Regions from separate parts of the Homo sapiens genome. Here region 1 is linked to region 2. A link is a loop called in an ENCODE intact Hi-C map of the cell type or tissue named here. Cell type or tissue: heart right ventricle. All regions are shown on one strand.

Evidence for each region. Peaks named below come from ENCODE experiments on the same cell type or tissue, not always from the same donor. Only the 100,000 strongest peaks of a DNase experiment are listed, where the experiment ranks them.
Region 1: it touches region 2 in a loop (18-fold over the local background); 33 of 110 quality-filtered maps call a loop at or near these places.

The regions. Positions count from the first base shown.
Region 1 is chr10:61,189,573-61,192,072 of GRCh38, reverse strand. No RefSeq gene overlaps it. Among named protein-coding and RNA genes, the nearest start is that of LINC00845, 170 kb to the right of the region's middle. In heart right ventricle, a CTCF peak has its summit at 1,310 (motif pointing right); a DNase peak (open chromatin) is centred at 1,322; H3K27ac peaks cover 1,551 bases.
Region 2 is chr10:61,139,526-61,142,025 of GRCh38, reverse strand. No RefSeq gene overlaps it. Among named protein-coding and RNA genes, the nearest start is that of LINC00845, 120 kb to the right of the region's middle. In heart right ventricle, a CTCF peak has its summit at 1,049 (motif pointing left); a DNase peak (open chromatin) is centred at 1,105.

The DNA.
Region 1 (2,500 bases), 50 kb before region 2:
CCAATGTCTGTACCCCTGTTGTATCTAGGAAGTAACTAACTAGCTGTTGATTTTATAGGCTCATAGGCAGAGGGGACTTACCTTGTCTCAGATGAGATTTTGGACTTGGTTTTTTGGGTTAATGCTGGAATGAGCTAAGACTTTGAGGGACTGTTGGAAAGGCATGATTGTGTTTGGAAATGAGAGGATATGAGATTTGGGAGGGGCCAGGAGCAGAAAGATACAGTTTGGCTGTGTCCCCACCAAAATCTCCTCTTGAATTGTAGCTCCCATAATCCCCACATATCTTGGGAGGGACCCAGTGGGTGGTAATTGAATCATGGAAGCAGTTACCCCCATGCTGTTCTCGTGATAGTGACTGTGTGTGTATGCCTGAATGACTTTCATATTCTTTTGTGCTCCTAGAACCTAATTTTTGGTTTTTGGAAAATTCAAAGAATGGAGAATCAAATCAAGAGATAGAAAACGTCATGCTATTCTGATATATAGAACTCAAACATTTTTGTTGAAAAATAAATATGACCACTTTCACCAAAGATTTGAAGAGTATTTCCTACTTATTGATACTTTATAAGGATGGTGATGATGACAATGCTAAAGGGTGTATTCTGAAGCAAAAGCAGTGTCAGCCCAACTTCATGTGCTCTAAAAAAAAAAATGAGACGAAAGGACCACAGGCAGGGGGAGGACTGTGACCCCTCCATCCCTTCCCCTGGAGTTCCATTAATATAGTGGCCTTGAATTCCATGAGGAAATGCACCCTCTTGAGGAGCAATGAGGAGAAAATTTGTAGTTGATGCCTAGGAGAGGAAATTTAAATCGGGAATACTAGTATCTGTGAACATGCACATTCAAGCAACTAAGCAATGACTAGCTGACAAGCACCAGTTATGTTTGAAGAATTATAGTTAAGGATCCTGATGAAATTGTTTTTACTCCTATTCCTGGGAAAATGGAATTAACTCCAATAAGAGTAAATCTGTAGATTTAGCCCATAGAAGACAGCTAGATTTCTTGCAGAAATCGGGGTTTTTCCTTCTGAACTTCTCCCAGAGCATTCTCTGTTTATGGGGAGTCTGGGTGAATATCTCAGCAGCGTGTTTACTGCTGTGTATCTTGTAGTCACATCCCCAAAGTACTTTTCCAGCTGTGGTTTCTACTGGTTGTAACAAACCTGTGATAAAAGCCAGATGTTTGATGAAGAGCCTGAGGCACAGATAAGTTAAGCCATTTTTCAGAGCTTACACAGCTGCTGAGTTTAGCGGTAGACCTGAAATTGGACCCAGTCCCTTCTCTACCAGCCTGGCCTCCAGATGGCAGCACAAGGTGAGTGTTCACAAATAAGAATAGTAAAGAATGACTGTTGGCCGGGCGTGCTGGCTCACGCCTGTAATCCCAGCACTTTGGGGGAGCTGAGGCGGGCGGATCACGAGGTCAGGAGATCGAGATCATCCTAGCTAACACGGTGAAACCCCGTCTCCACTAAAAAAAATACAAAAAATTAGCCAGGCGTGGTGGTGGATGCCTGTGGCCCCAGCTACTCAGGAGGCTGAGGCAGGAGAATGACGTGAACCCGGGAGGCAGAGCTTGCAGTGAGCGGAGATCGCGCCACTGCACTCCAGCCTGGGTGACAGAGCGAGATTCCATCTCAAAAAAAAAAAAAAAAAAAAAAAAAGAATCACTGTTTGGTCACCGATGTGGGCTATTTTATTTCCAGTGAAAATAGGGATGAGAGCAATCACAAAAGCATTGATAAGCATCTTCTTCTGAGGCTTTACCAATTATTCATGTTATTCATGACCAAGGTAGAGCAAAGCAAATAGCTTCATTGCTACCACTTATTATGTGCCTGCTGTATCCATTGAAATGTAATATACACCATACATGTATTTTTTTGCTCAGTTATTACTTAAATTTGTAAGGAAGATATTTATTCTCCCCATATTACAGATGAAGAAACTGAGACCCAGAAAAAAGAAATAACTTGCTTTCATGTAGATGTAACTATAATATGTCTGAGTCTGTATCATTTACGATTCTGCATTCATGCTGGACTGTATTCCCTATGCTTACCTCACTAGCGGAGTCATTAAGAACCTATAGCCCACAGGAGACCACAGCTGCTGTCAAGCAGGTGTGGCTATTAATTTGCAGCTTCCATTGTCCCTGAGCTATTTCCAGGAAAAAACCAGGAGGACACAGCTTTCACAGCACTTCTTTGCCTACAAACTGCTACAGGCTTTGGCATGATCAAAGCATGTGTCTTCACCAACCACGTAACCTGCCTGTGTGGTTCTACATCTGGACACAGCTGTGAAAAGTACAGCCTGCAGCTCGGATCCTTGGCCTCTGGTGGAGTGTCCTTCTCATTCCCGGTAGGTACAAGTGACTTCATGCAACATTTCACGTTATTTTATTTTGAGACAGAGTATCACTCTGTCTCCCAGGCTGGAGTAAAATGGTATGATCTCGGCTCACTGCAACCTCCGCCTCCCAGATT
Region 2 (2,500 bases):
CTAGTATTTACTTCAAAATCATCCAGTAGAGTAAGGCAGAGGTGAGAAGGTACAGATGAAACAGGGCTGGCCATACATTGATAATAGTTAAAGCTGTGTCATATGCTCATCAAGGTATATCATACTATTCTCTCTAACTTTGTATAGGTTCAAAAACCTCCATAATAAATTTTAAAGCAGTTGATAAAAAATAAACTTTCCATGAGGTTCACTAAAGTTCATGGAAAAGCAACTTTCTTCTTGTACCATCAAGATGAAAGTGACCAGTGTGGAGGTTCACATCTGTAATCCCAGCAATTTGGAAGGCTGAGGTGGGAGGATCCCGTGAGGCCAGAAGTTTGAGAACAGCCTGGGCAACATAGCAAGATCTCATCTCCACCAAAAGATTAAAATTAAAATTAAAAAATTTTCTGGGTGTGCTGGCATGCACCTTGTAGTCCCAGCTCCTAGGGAGGCTGAGGTGGGGGCATTGCTTGAGCTCAGGAGTTCAAAGCTGCAGTGAGCTATGGTCATGCCACTGCACTCCATCTTGGGTGATAGAGCAAGACCCTGTCTAAAAAAAAAAAAAAAAAAAAAGTTGAGGGGGAATTCAACTTAGGCCTTTAAATCTTTAAGAGAATTTGACAAAACAGTGATTCTCTTCTCTTTTTCTAATCCCTAAATACTGCCTGCTTTGTCAAGTGTTCAAGGGCAACTCTTCACTGATTAAAGGGGGGAAAAAGCAATTGAGCCTCAAGAAGCAATTGTTCAAATTATTTATGTCATCAGCTTGATCACAGTCTTCTGAGTGCCAGTGAGCTCAAGATCCGTACTGTTACTCTTAACTTCCCCCTGAAATAGCTAAAATGCTAGAATTCTGTATCTGATCCACCTCCTTCCTCTGCCCCCAGCAGCCTCTAGAGTCTTTGCTCTATAGAAACTTAATGCTCAATGTTTCTACACTGCGACACTGATAAAGTATGGAATTCATTAGAATTACAGAACCTCGAAATCCATACATGATAATTTTTTTAAATGTCTGAATATATCATGCGTTAGACAGTGACACCTATTGGTGAAATGTAGTGTTTTCAACCAGAACTGCTGAACATTGTACTACAAAACCTCTGGAAGTCAGACACAATGGAAAACAGCCAGACTGAACTGGGCGAAATCCATGGTAGGAGAACATCACTTTTACACGCTTTTGCCTCATTCAAATACTCTAGGTAATTTGACTTAGACACAAAGTGAGTTCGTCTATGTCTTTACAGACAATATTTTTGTTTACTGTAGCAAATATTCAGCTTATACTGTAGTGATTTGCCTTAAATTGCAATTAATTCTTTTCTTAATTGAAGTTTTAAAAATTCTCAATGTCACTTTGTTCCCCTAAGTGGACAAAAATTGTATGACCCTATCTTGATTGATTTTTTTCTTAAGTGACACTATCTGAAAGCTCACAGATTGCAAATCTGGAATCCAAGTTAATGAAAAAAATTTTTTTTCTATGCTCAAATTAGGCAAAAGATAAGGAGATTAAATTTGGCATTGTAAATATGGAAACTAGGGACTTCTAAGTATGAAATAAATACTTCTTACTTCTACCAAGGGTAGAAAGAAAGGAAGGATCCATTATTAAAAAATCAGATTGTAAGAACAAAAACAAGGAAAATGAGGAAAGTCAAATCCCATTCAATTCTCTAAAACACCCAGCATGCCACAGGAGCAGCCTACAACTCCTCCTCTTGCTCATCAAAAGTCCTCACCTCACTCATTAGAAAGATCTGTATAGCTTATGAAAATAATTTATATAACTTAGAATCATTTGTAAACACATAACATTATTATATTTAAAATATAAATATATTTATATTCATATAAGTATATATTAAATGTATTTATATTATAAAATTATATTATAAAATAACTTTAATAATAAAACCAATGGGAAAGTTAGACTCTAAGTAATTTATTTTACAGCTCAACATCAATACATTGCATGGTGAGAGATACCTGAAGCTAGAAGTACCCTTGAATCCTGTCTTCTGCCTGATATAAAATAATTTTCACTCTCAAATTGCCCATTCATTTCCTTGCACCTACTTGATTTTATCATAATGGCTGGTATGAGGTTTTTTCCCTGCTTGGTTCTGAATTCATCCTCCTCTGTGCTTCCCTCTTAATCATTTCTCCTCTTTAGAATCCTGGCCTCCTTCCCTGAGTGACACTATGAAGTCAGCCTTGACTTCAGTAAGGCACAAAGGAGCACTAACATGTTATTTTCCTCTGCTGGCTCTCTCATCTCCCCGCCCCTCTCCTTCCTGTTTTAATCAATTCCTGCAGAGTACTTCGAGGAATCCATTCTCAGGCCCTAAAGTCCCTGCGTGGCCAAGTTGCTCACTGGTACGGGGAGCTGAAGGTAACAAGGATAGGCTTCACTTCTCTGAGAGCAAGAAGGGAGCCTGTATATTCATTGCAGAGAATGCGGCAATTGCATCAATTTTGTGGCAAGAAATTC